2 separate regions of the Homo sapiens genome follow, and region 1 is linked to region 2. A link is a contact called in ENCODE Hi-C or POLR2A ChIA-PET data. All regions are on one chromosome and are shown on one strand. Each heading gives the region's core, a stretch centred on a gene start or an enhancer-like site at or near the end of the contact. The rest is flanking DNA. Distances are from core to core; before and after follow the strand shown. Region 1 holds the start of CPEB1 (cytoplasmic polyadenylation element binding protein 1). Region 2 overlaps WHAMM (WASP homolog associated with actin, golgi membranes and microtubules).

Region 1 (6,812 bases), core at 578-3,077, 190 kb before region 2:
AGGCCACCCAAAGTTTAAATCGCCGTGACAAAAAATTTAAAAAGCGAAACTCAGCCAGGCAAGGGGGCTCACGCCTGTAATTCCAGCCCTTTGGGAGGCCGAGGTGGGCGGATCACGAGGTCAGGAGTTCGAGACCATCCTGGCTAACATGCTGAAACCCCATCTCTACTAAAAATACAAAAATCAGCCGCGCGTGGTGGCACGAGCTTGTAATCCTAGCTACACAGGAGGCTGAGGCAGGAGAATCGCTTGAACCCGGGAGGCGGAGGCTGCAGTGAGCCAAGATCGCGAGACTGCATTCCAGCCTGGGTGACAGGGCAAGACTCCCTCTCAAAATAAATAAATAAATAAATAAATATTAAAAAATAAAAAGCCAAACTCCTACAGCAACGTGCTCTGGGAATACAGTTCAGCTCCAAGCCAGCTCAATGGGGACAAATAAAAGACCAGTGATGAGTCCCCAAAACACCGTCCCCAGGGTTTTCCGACAGCCAGCAGCCCCATTGAGCTCCACAAGCTTTTCTAACTATGCAAAAAACCAACCAGGAAAACAATCACCAACTTGAGGTTTCCAAGGTTGGGTCCTGTTTGAATTTATTTTTATTTTTTAACCCAGCATGTGTCCCTAGACTCAAAGGGAACATGAGCCTCAGGGTGCAAACTGTCCTTAGCAGACACTCTTCCCGCTAGCAAGGGACCGCACCGTCACCTGAGGGGCAGCCAAGAGGCGGGCGGTGCACCTGTGCCTTCCAGAATAGGAACCCCACCCACTTGCCCCTCTTCCCCACCAACGACACAGCCCAGTAGTTGACTCAGGTGCCAGGAGAGAGCGCGGGGAGGCTGGGCGGTAGCCAGGGAGACCAAGGGAAGCGGTTGCCAGAGAAATGCGGCGTCAGTCAGGGCCGGGGCTGCAGGCGCGGGGCGGGGGAGGAGAGACGCGGCCTCCTCCCAGGCGGGCCTGGCGGGAGGCACCCCGGCTTCTAAGAGCGAATTCGGCTCCCGACTCTCTTCCCCCAGCTGAGAGCACGGTGCAAGGGGCCAGGGCTGCAGGGAGCAAAGTGCCCCCGAAAAATAAGCGCGCGCCCACGAAAGCGCCCAAGAGCCCAGGCGTCTGCCTGGCTTTTCTCGGTCACGGGGTCAACGCGGGGCCGCTCACAGAGCCTTCTGGTCTCCCTGGGTCCTCTAGGAATGAGGCAGCAAAGCCTCGGTCGACTCGACCGCTGAGGAACCCATGACATGAAAAAGCCTCGGGGAATGACGCCGGGTGGGACACCCCAAGGTGAGGACCCCTTTGTGGGTGAGTCCCCCCACACTCAGGTGACTCCAGGCGGGCACAGGCCCGCCCAACCGCTCGTCATCACGGGGGGCGACTCGTCCAGGGCCCCAGCCGCTGCTCCGCCAAACCTGAGGCCGCCCCTGAGTCTGGGCACCTGGCCTCGTCCGGCACTGAGGAGAATGACCAGAACGCCAGGCCACATGCACCCACTCGCCAGGCTGAGGGTCCGAACAGCACAGCCCAGAGTGGGCTCGGGTCGCTCCCCGCCTACGCCACCTCCGCGGCCTGCAAGCCTAACCCTCTCCCGCCCATGACCAGGACCCACCTCAATGCCGCCAGCCCGGCGGGTCTCCCGGGCACGAAGCCCCGCCAGTCTTCCGCCCTCGCGCCACACTACCTGGCCAGCCCCGCCCCCGAGACTCCCTCTCCGGCGCCAAGCGAAGGTGTGAAGCCACGTGACCTGCCCAGGATTGGGAAGCCGCACGAGGGGCTTGAGCCCTCCACCTTAAAGGTGCCGCGACCGCCGCCGTCGTGGGGCTCTCCACAGAGCACGGGGTCTACGCCGTCAGCAGCCCCGCCCCGTCCCGCCCGGGCGCCCCCACCGCGCGCCGGGTGCTAAAGAGACCCGCAGGGGGCGTGAGCTTCCAGCGCCAGCGGCTTCGGGTCTCCCGTGCGACGGCAGTGTGAGAAAGAAACGTTCCGGGCGCCGGTGCTCCTTTATGTCCGGTCAGCTCCCGTCTGGACAGACGCTCGAGGCCGCCTGGAGGCCGCAGTGCGGCTCGGAGGCCCCACCGGCCGCCCCCGCAGGGCTGCGGCGCCTTTAAGCCCAAAGGCCCTGAGTCACGAGGAGGCTCCCTGCCCCCCTCGCCCTCCACCCCTCCACGAGGCCCCACGCCCGCGGGCACGTGACCGCGCCCCGCCCGGGACTCGCCCGCACGGGGCGGGGGATGGGGGTACCGCGGCGCCGGACCCGGCTGCGCGCGGACCGTTAGCTACTGCGGCCGGGACGCGGCCCCGCCCAGGCGAGCGGCGGGTGGCTCTTACCAGCGGGAACGCCATGGGGCCGGTGTGGCCCTGCGGGGCTGACGGGCTGACCGGCCAGCCGGCGGGCGAGAGACGCGCACGCACGTGGGCACTATTTTTGCAGCGGGCCGCGCGCAGCCCCGCACCCCGGCAGCTTATGAAGCTCCTACGAGCCGCTCCTCGGAGCCGCCCCCCGGCCGGATGCGGAGCACCTGTGTCGGCCCCGCCCGGGCCCTCGCCTCCGCCCCCTCGCGCCCCGCCCCTCCTAGCAGGCCGAGCCGAGGAGGGCTCCGCCGCCCACCCGGAACCCGGCGGGGACTGCCGCCGCTGCTAGCCACAGCTGCCCCCTGGGGGGCCAGAGACCTAAGCCTGAGCGCGCCATCACCTAAGTGACCCTTGCCGAGTCACTGTCTGCCCTGGGCCTCAGTTTCCCTCTTAACGAAAGAGGGCACGATTTACAAGCCCCTGCGAGCGGCGGCGATCGCTTCGTCAGTAGAGCCTCGTGTCCGCGCTCCTTCTCTTCCAGTGATCTCTCCAGGGCGAGAGCCTGCCCTGGCATCCTTGGTCGGAACTGTAGCCCCTGGGCTCCAGGAGGCGCACTCACTTTAGACCCTCTGCTCCGTGCGCTGCAGAGGGGGCCGCGAGAGTCAGGAAGTTCCAGAAAGTTCCAAAGACATCACTGGTCCTCTTTGGACCGGAGTTCTCCGGAGAAACCGCTTCCGGCGCTCCTGACACACTGAGATAGAAAGTTTCACAGAAATAGGGCAAGGGATAGGGCGAGGGCTCCAGGGCAGGCGTCCTAGGGCACCTGGCGCAGGGGCGGACCGGAAACCCCAGGCAAACGCAGAGTCGGAGATGGCATTCCAGGCGGAAGATCAAGCAAAGGCAGAGAGGGAGGACGGCACCGAGCGGCTCCCTCTGACCAGGACTGAGGATGATGCGACCTGATACCGCCGGAGGGAAGCCTGGGCCCGGTTTGTAAGGGGCCTTTATTCTGCAGACAGCAGGAAAACTATTAGAGAATTGTAAAAGGGGTTGGCAGTTGTCGGGTCTGTTTTAAGGTGTTGCTGGAGACATAGAAGAGGTTGGACAGAAAAGGGGGAAAACAAGGGACTGGAGTGGGGAGGAAAGGGACCAGAGTTTATTGAACATTGCTAAGTGTTTTACATGTGTCATGTTATCATGATACTATTTAATAAGCACTAACTATGCTCCGGTCCTCTCCTGGCACTTAGGAAGGATGGTGCTGCCGTCTTCCTGGGCTTGATCTAATGGCTAAGGGGAGAGGGACAGGTAACTGTCAGTTTCTGCCTGAGGTGATGGAGAAAGAGGAAGCTGATATTATAGTCTAGTGTTTCAGAAGGATTAAGGGGGGAAGGGTGGTGAGCATAAGAGTAGAAGTCCACGAGGGGGTGAGTGACAGTGGGAGTTGGCCAGTCTCCATCCACTTGGTCTACTTACAGGAGCTTCTTTGGGTTGCTGAGGTCATGGGCAGAAAGGGTGATGACTACAGGGACAAGGCAGGAGCAACTTCGCTGGGACCCCTACCTCTTGAGCCATGCTTTCTCCAGGAGTAGCCTACTTGAGTCTTGTCCTGGCCCACAAGCAGCGTAGGATGGCTGCTTCTGATAGGGTGGCACACCCAGATGCCTACAGCACAGGAGCCAAGTGAGGGTGGGCGACAGCACTGAAGGCCCAAGGCACACCCAAAAGGGCTGTTAGCTGGTGGGCACCATGTAGAAACGAGGTCCCAGCCCAGTCATCTTTCAAGAAAAGCTGGAAGTACTTTTTTAAGTGAAATCTTGAATGTGAATTTTAATGTTGGTTATTAATTCAAATGAAAAGAGCCAAGCCCAGCATGTCCAGGGGCCCCATGCAGCTCACCGGCTGCCAGTTTGTGATCCCTGACATCGTTTCCTCCTCTCTGACCCAAAAGCTGAGCAAGATAAGAACCTGAAACCCAGAATAGTGCCCAAGGGAGCGGGTGTCTGGAGGCCCTGTCATATTTCAAAACTGTCAACCATAAGAAAATGAAGGCATCTTTCAAGAGACTTGGAACAGAAACTTCTGCTGCCTAAAATCTCTCTCCCTAAACTTTCTGTTGCAGGTAATAATAATAGCTCGTCTTCACTGACCACTTACTGTGCGCGTGGGAAAGTTTTGAGTGCTTTACCTATGTTATCTCATTTTGCAGATGAGACTGAAGCTCAAAGAAGTTAAGTAACTTGCCAAAAGACTCCCAGCTAAAAGTGTGAGAGCAAAGACTCAAACCAAGGCAGTCTTCTGGTTTCAGAGCCTGAAGTCTTAACCAGGTGAGAATAAAACTTCCAGCATGCTTATGTGTGTGCTTATCTGTGAATGACCCCAGAGCTGACTGCAGATGTTGAGAGAAGAGGTAACTTTGACCAAATGCAGTCATGACCTCAGGTGTGGGCAAGTCCTTGTTCCCTACCTGGACTTGGCTAGGCCTGCAGGTCATACAGGAAGAACAGTCCCTCTGAAGGTGACCATAATCCACAGGGCAGGGTGTGGAAAGTGACAGAGGTGAATTTATTAAATGACTTGGTCAAGTCCCCACAGCTGGTCACTGGCAGAAGCAGCAGAAACAAATAGGCAGCATTATCTATTCTCCCAGTCAACAAACAGCCTTTGAGCCCAGCTATGCCTGGCACTGTCTCTGCAGTCAAGCCCCAGACTTACAATACTGATTTTAAGTCCAACTATATAATTAGCTGGACTACATTTTAAATATGTGTACTAGGGAAACAGGAGGGACCCTATAGTCTTTTATATGCTCAAGTGTTCAGTGCTTCTGCAGGAGGCAGAGAGCTAAAAGAAGAGAGAAGTTTGATGGGAGAAAATAATTTCCTGGTTGCAAAAGATAAGAAAAGGAATTCACTCAGGAACTCAAGACCACAAGGTAGACACACACAGTCTCTGCTCAAGTTTTGCCAAGCTCTGTACAGAAGAAACCATGTTCTTTGTTTTTTCAAGTTCCTTTTAAGTGGGATAAAAAAGTGGATTGGGGCCAGGCGCGGTGGCTCATGCCTGTAATCCCAGCACTTTGGGAGGCCTAGGCAGGCAGATCATGAGGTCAGGAGATCGAGACCATCCTGGCTAACATGGTGAAACCCCGTCTCTACTAAAAATACACACAAAAAATTAGCTGGGCATGGTGGTGGGCGCCTGTGGTCCCAGCTACTTGGGAGGCTGAGGCAGGAGAATGGCATGAACCCAGGAGGCGGAGCTTGCAGTGATCCGAGATCTCACCACTGCACTACATCCTGGGTGACAGAGCGAGACTCCATCTCAAAAAAAAAAAAAAAAGAAAGAGTGGATTGGCCCCACCTTTCATCGTACACAAAAGTAAGTTAAAAATACAATTCTGAAAAGCTTTACTTAGAATTTTTTCAGAAGAAAATATAGGAGAATTTTTTTTTACCTCAGCCCGTGGATGAATTTTGTAAACTTGGAAAAATAAGATTGGAACAATAAGCACAGGATATAAAGGAAGACAATACATTTGACCACACTGGAATTAAAAACTTTGGTTTACTAAAAGAGTTTGTTTGTTTGTTTTGAGGTGGAGTCTTGCTCTGTCGCCCAGGCTGGAGTGCAGTGGCACGATCTCGGCTCACTGCAATCTCAGCCTCCCGGGTTCAAGCAATTCTTCTGCCTCAGCCTCCAGAGTAGCTGGGATTACAGACACCTGCCACCGCACCCGGCTAATTTTTGTATTTTTAGTGGAGACGGGGTTTCACCATGTTGCCCAGGCTGGTCTCGAACTCCTGACCTCGTGATCCGCCCGCCTCGGCCTCCCAAAGTGTTGGGATTAGGCGTGAGCCACCGCCCAGCTAAAGATATTGTTTAAAGCTTGAAAAGACAAGCCATAGACTGGAAGAAGGTATCTCCAATCCATGTATTTACAAAGAACTAGTTTCCAGACTATGTAAGAAGTTCTGTAATCAATGAGGAAAAAACACAACTCCACAGAAAAATGGGCAAAAGATGAGAATGGGCAGTTGACACAAGTGAAAATCCAAATGGCCAAGAAACATCAGTAGATGCCCACCCTCATCAGTAACCAGGGAAATGCAAATGAAACCACAATCAGATGCCGTGCCACACTTTTCAAATGGAAAAAAATGATCAACTTTCACTGTCCCAGTAGCAGGATCACTGCTAGTGAGGGCGTAAACTGATTCAGCTACTTTGGTGTGTGCTTTTATGTTTCATATCTTTTAATGGAGAGAAGGCAATGCATAGAGTGCACAAATCTTTTTTATTTATTTATTTATTTATTTATTTATTTTGAGATGGAGTCTCGCTCTGTCGCCCAGGCTGGAGTGCAGTGGCGAGATCTCGGCTCATTGAAAGCTCTGCCTCCTGGGTTCATGCCATTCTCCTGCCTCAGCCTCCTGAGTAGCTGGGACTACAGGCGCCCGCCACCACGCCCGGCTAATTTTTTGTATTTTTAGTAGAGACGGGGTTTCACCCTGTTAGCCAGGATGGT
Region 2 (6,192 bases), core at 2,114-4,613:
GCTGCAGCCGGGATGCCACAGAGGGCATCCTTGGGTGGTTCAGGGAACCCCAGCATCAGGGATGACCTGATCAGTTGGATGGAGATCAGTTGGATGACCACTGGAGTTTAGCCCTCTGGCCCATTTTCTGGGATTCTAATTCTGCTGGCATGGTCTCTGACAGAAGGCTGCAGGACGGCAGCTGCATGGCTGTGTCTGCATCAGGGAGGTTTGGGGGCTTGTCGCCATGACATTGCTATTTGTCCTGAAAGGAGCAGAAAGTGAGGGAAATAGAAATACTCCTTGAGTTTATCGTGGATTGCATGGGGTGTGTGTGTGTGTGTCCTTGAGTTTATCATGGATTGCATGGGGGGGGTGTGTGTGTGTTTAGGTTTGCATTGATAGGATCATATTGAACTCATCCTTTGCCAGTTTCTTTAACTTAGGTTTTTGAGATATATTCATGTTAATATGTATAGAGCTAGTTCATTTTAATGAGTTCATAGTATTACATTTTATGTTTTATTGGCTAATCAGTGCCTTCTTTAGGGACTTCCTCTCAAGATTAGCTCTTTGTAGGGCTAGGTTTTTCTATATCAAATGAATACCTGAAAGACCAGAACTTTTTCAATTTACATTTTTTAAATTATGAAATTAACTCTTAAGCCTAAAAGTAAGAGAAAAGAAATATCCACAGGCTCTGTTATAGCTTCCACTTGGATGTCGACTGTGCTGGCATTTTTCATAGAACTTTTCTCATTTTTAATCATAATACATACTATTTTATATCTGGTTTTCATTGAACACTATCATCTGATTTTTTTCTGATGTTTCAGGCGTTGTACTATTTATCACTTTTTATGGCTTTTTTTTTTTTTGGAGACGGAGTCTTGCTCTGTCGCCGGCTACTTAATATTTTGAATAGATTTGTCATAATTTTTTCAACAAATATCTTATTATTCGTATTTTAGCATTTCTAATTTTCCATACTAAAAGTTGATGACTATTTTCCTCTATATGTATGCTTTCATATCTTCATTTTATTACAGAGAAGGTAATACTTGATCAAAGGATATAAATGCTTATCTTTTTTTTAATCCATGAAAAATGGGTTCGGTAGAAAGGATGGCTGTACAAACAAGGAGTCACTTTGTGAATTAGACCATCCATGCATAGAAACGGATGTGTTTATAGATTTCTAGAAAGTTTCAGCATTTTGATGGTTTGCACTTGTGGCAGATTGCTCACCATGGTTTTTCATTTTCAGAAACGCCTAGCTCAATCTGTCCGAAACACCTCTGGCTCAGAACCTGTGGCTCCAAACCTGCCAAGTGATCTTTCCCAGCAGATGTGCTTGCCAGCTTCCCACGCGGTGTCAGTAATTCACCCGTCCTCTAGGAAAACTAGAGGTGTTCCCCTATCGGAAGCTGGTAATGTGAAAAGCCCCAAGTGTCAAAACTGTCATGGAAATATCCCTGTCCAGGTTTTTGTTCCAGTTGGTGATCAAACACATTCCAAATCCAGTGAGGAATTGTCACTGCCACCACCTCCTCCTCCTCCACCACCACCACCGCCGCCACCGCCGCCCCCACCCCCTCCTCTCCGTGCTCTGTCCTCATCCTCTCAAGCTGCAACTCATCAGAACTTAGGCTTCCGGGCTCCAGTGAAAGATGACCAGCCACGTCCTCTAGTGTGCGAATCACCTGCTGAGCGACCACGTGACTCCTTGGAAAGTTTTTCATGTCCAGGTAATCCACTGGAATTCTGTCCCTGCTCCCCATGAGTTGTTAAGCTGTTGAAGCATTCTAGCTTCAGAAGCCATCATCTTCAAATGGAAATCATTTTTATAATTCTCTATAGCCTTAAAATATTCCAGTATTTGCTGCCTTGAGTATCATTATTCTTTTATTGGAAAGTTAGTATAGTATAGCCTAAATCTGGTTTCATAAATGTTAATTCAGTTTGAAGAAACCATCTCTATACATTTAATGATCGCATGACTTGGGGTTTCTGAGGTTGTTAAAGTATCAACCTATTTGAAGTTTCTTAAGACTTCAGTATGTATTTGATTTCTGCCGTTGGAATACTTTTCAATACTGTTTTAAATTATGCTTACTCTTGCATCTCTGAGTCCTTTATAGAATCCAGTTGTTGTATTTTAAGCAGAATACTGGTTGGAAATTACTGTAGAGGCATACTAGCCAGAATGTAGAAGGCTGTTCTTGCAGACTGACTAGCACACTGAGGACCCTTACTATTGGAAATCTTTCTAAAGTGCAATGGGACAGAAAGAAAAAGTGGGCCACTTGTCTTGGCAAGTGCAGTACACTGAATACTCCTGACAGTTTCTTTAATAGGGCTATAGTTCTCACTCAGAATTTGAATTTTGACTTTAGACATTAAGTGTTGAGGAGAATGGCCTAAATCTGCCTAGACTTGGAGCCTACTTCTTTGGGGGGTATGTGTGTGCACTTTAGATAAATCCTAGCAAAATTTATGTAAATTTGTTTTTAAAAGTATGCTTAAGCACCTCCACCTAAACTGTGCAAGGTTACTGTAATAAGTGTTATGAATGATATAGCAGTTCCAAACTGTGATTCTGGTTAATTGAGCAATCTGGCTATTCTGAGTTCAGAGCTTCACTGTACCTAGAACCAGGTACAAATGAAAATGTTCATATATTAGGTGGAGACCCAATGGCCTGTTTCCATGGGGTTTGCAACAACTGCCCTGTGAATGAAAAGTAAAGAGTTCGCGTGGCTGTGTCTAGATCGGACTTTGGAAGTGGGCAGATCTTTGTGGGGTGCCACATTCCCAGCCCAGATTTAATGCACATGGTTTTGGGAAGTTCTGTTCAACTCACAAATGCTGCTAATTCACAGGAAAGAATAAGAAAGTGTGAATTTGCACCAGAGAATGCCCTTGATTGTGAAACCTGTCTCATTACCCCCAGAAAGAAATTGTAATAAGAAGGTATAAGTTTAAATCCAAAGCAAAATAGCCTTTTGTTAGCCACAGCACGGCCTTTCAATCCTGAACTAGAATTGATTATTAATCCTTGAAGCCTTACCTGGAAGATCTCTAAATTAGTGGCCACAGTCAGGCCTGTCTCCAGCAGGCGATAAAAGATTTTTACCCTCTCAGGGGTCTCCAGGTGCCAGAGTGAAAAATAGCTTCTCCTCACCAATGCCTTGAAGCTCTGATCTAATTGTGTTTTGACAGCATTTCACATCCTCAAAAATAAAGTATGTAAGCCACCTCAGGGTAATGTAGGTGGAATTAAACACATTATATACAGAAAAATGTGCCAGCACCACCCCTCCGGTGGCGGTTCATTGAGTTGCCGGTTAAAGTTTTATTTTAAGCCTTTTCATGTGTAGAAACCTACTCACTTCATTGTCATAGAATGAGTCATCACTGACTAATACCCAAGACTGAAGTTAAATTGAGCAGGATAAATTTTTTTTAAAAGATTTCTTTTAGCTGGACAGGGTAATGAAGGAGATACAGCTTCAGAGGTATCCAGGTCACGCACAGTGGGTGAGACTATTCCACCCCAGGCCTCCGTAACACTCTTCAGGATGGGAGGGACAGATCACATTTGTCTTGAAAAACCGTCATTCTAACAAAAGTGCATGTCTGTTCCTGTCAGTTGCTATGGATTTGAAGAAGTTAGCAGAAAGGAAGTGGTTAAGCTAAAACATGAGCTATTCAGCTGTCCTGGATTCAACCAGGGAGCTTATCGTTAGCACGTAATCAAGGCATTTGCTTAATGAAGTGATTATTTGTTTAAATCATGGTGTTAACTGATAGGAGATTTCACAATTTCATAGCAGTAATGTCCTGGGAAGGGAAAGTGTTTTATTGATAGTACTAGCTCTGCTTATTCAATTTCAGGATCTATGGATGAAGTGTTGGCCTCCTTAAGGCATGGCAGAGCTCCTCTCCGGAAGGTGGAAGTGCCGGCGGTGCGCCCTCCCCACGCCTCAATCAATGAGCACATTCTGGCTGCCATAAGGCAAGGGGTCAAACTGAAGAAAGTTCACCCTGATCTTGGCCCAAACCCCAGCAGCAAACCAACCAGCAACAGACGCACCAGTGACCTTGAGAGGAGCATCAAGGCTGCGCTCCAGAGAATCAAGAGGGTGTCTGCTGACTCTGAGGAGGACAGTGATGAGCAGGACCCTGGCCAGTGGGATGGTTAGGCTCAAGTTTGACAAAGGCACCTGCCACAGTAGGCTTGAATAAAGTGGGTGAGTCTTAGACCTATCGAAAAGCATACTAACAGGGTGCTGATAGATGGGCCACATAACACCCCGGAAGATCAGCAGGGCCTTGTGTAGGCTGCTGCAGCATTTTTTTTTTTTTTCTTTTTTGAGATGGAGTCTCACTCTGTCGCCCAGGCTGGGGTGCAGTGGCGCCATCTCGGCTCACCGCAAGCTCCGCTTCCCAGGCTGGGGTGCAGTGGTGCGATCTTGGCTCACTGCAAGCTCCGCCTCCTGGGTTCACGCCATTCTCCTGCCTCAGCCTCCCGAGTAGCTGGGACTACAGGCGCCACCACCTTGCCCAACTAATTTTTTGTATTTTTTAGTAGAGACGAGGTTTCACCGTGTTAGCCAGGATGGTCTCGATCTTCTGACCTCGTGATCCGCCTGCCTCAGACTCCCAAAGTGCTGGGATTACAGGTGTGAGCCACCACGCCCAGCCTTTTTTTTTTCTTTCTTTTGAGACAGAATCTCTCTGTCATCCAGGCTAGAGTGCAGTGGCACGATCTTGGCTTACTGCAACCTCCACCTCCCAGGTTCAAGCAATTCTCTGTCTCAGCCTCCCGAGTAGCTGGGATTACAGGCATGCACCACCACGCCTGGCTAATTTTTGTATATTTAAGTAGAGACAAGGTTTCGCTATGTTGGCCAGGCTGGTCTTGAACTCCTGACCTCGTGATCCACCTGCCTTGGCCACCCAAAGTGTTGGGATTATAGGCATGAGCCACCGTGCCTGGCTGATGCTGGAGCTTTTATGTGACATGGTGACTCTTAAAACTGGGGAGGGACGTAGAGATGAGAGTTTCACACACCAGCCCATAGGTGGGATGTCAAGACCCATCGGAAGTGTCGCTGGCCTAAGAGAAGAGCACTTATTTCTCACCATGGCTGATCTAGAATTGTTCCCTGATTCTGAAAGAAGTTTACACTACACTGGTAAGCAGTACTATTAGACTACTGACTGTGGCCTTCTGTGCATATGGAATAATGATTTCTCAGATTTGTAGGCTTGAATGTGAATGTTATTTTATCAGTAATCAGAATAAATTGCTTATATTCAGGAGTTATTTTAAATATTTAAATGAAATTTATTTTAGGCACCAAGCACTACATAAACTCATAATAACTATTTGCAATGCATTAGCATCACTCACGGGGTAATGAAAACATACCTTAGCTGCTGTAAAAGCAAAGTCTTCCGTGTCCGGGTGGGCTGAAAGTTTTTAATAAAATTTTAGCTAAACATTTGTTTAAGTGAATACTAAGGATGGAGCAATAGTGTTATTTTCCTCAGGAACTGAAGTCTCATGCTGAAGTATTTTCTCCTTAAAATTAAATTTTTAAAATCAGGGAAGGGGAAGGGACTGATGCAAAGCAGTCCGTTCATTTCTCAGACTGCGAGCATCCCTACTAACCTCATCACCCTCACTCTGGTGATATTACTCCTGGGTCTCCACAGAACAAAAGGAACGCACCTCGTTTACAAAGAAAGTCCTGATTGATATAGAACAGAAATCTTCCTACTTCAGTTTTTTTGTTTTTTTTTTTGAGACAGAGTCTTGCTCTGTCAACCAGGCTGGAGTGCGGTGGCACGATCTCAGCTCACTGCAACCTCTGCCTCCTGGGTTCAAGTGATTCTCCTGCCTCAGCCTCTCGAGTAGCTGGGACTACAGGCGTGTGCCACCACACCCAGCTAATTTTTATATTTTTAGTAGAGATGGGGTTTCACCATGTTGGCAGGATGGTCTCGATCTCTTGACCTCGTGATCCTCCCACCTTGGCCTCCCAAATGCTGGGGGTTACAGGCGTGAGCCACCACACCTGGCCTTCCAGTGTCTTAACTAACTGGTACACAGCAGCCTGAGGGGCCTCAGTTGGCACAGCTGGGAGGGGCGTGAGTCCCTTTCAGCAGCTGCAGCCTGGGTCTCCCTCTGTGGCATGGCCACTG

The links. Hi-C counts contacts between places; a loop is a spot of excess contacts on that map. ChIA-PET counts read pairs that join two places held with the same protein, here RNA polymerase II (POLR2A). Pooled maps may share reads with other maps.
Region 1: a pooled map shows a loop between it and region 2 (7-fold over the local background). The contact joins the promoter of CPEB1 here to the enhancer-like site in region 2. A Hi-C loop is called at or near these places in 3 of 50 pooled maps. POLR2A ChIA-PET finds 5 or more read pairs at or near these places in 4 of 52 experiments (HEK293, Panc1, common myeloid progenitor, CD34-positive and 1 more).

What each region holds. Positions count from the first base shown.
Region 1 is chr15:82,645,536-82,652,347 of GRCh38, forward strand. CPEB1 (cytoplasmic polyadenylation element binding protein 1) reads right to left here and starts at 1,828. Exons shown (of 13, transcript NM_001365242.1): 1 at 1,602-1,828. CPEB1-AS1 (CPEB1 antisense RNA 1) reads left to right here and starts at 2,235. Exons shown (of 4, transcript NR_046096.1): 1 at 2,235-3,273; 2 at 4,236-4,406; 3 at 4,494-4,611. RefSeq lists a silencer at 2,048-2,617.
Region 2 is chr15:82,829,353-82,835,544 of GRCh38, forward strand. It overlaps WHAMM (WASP homolog associated with actin, golgi membranes and microtubules), which reads left to right. Exons shown (of 10, transcript NM_001080435.3): 9 at 1,247-1,727; 10 at 3,877-6,192. The coding sequence ends at 4,184. It also overlaps a transcript of HOMER2 not described here. Among named protein-coding and RNA genes, the nearest start is that of WHAMM, 23 kb to the left of the region's middle. RefSeq lists enhancers at 2,934-4,133, 3,247-3,446. Within about 2 kb of position 3,364, at least 7 of the 41 ENCODE cell types and tissues checked have a DNase peak (open chromatin) inside an H3K27ac peak, as active enhancers do.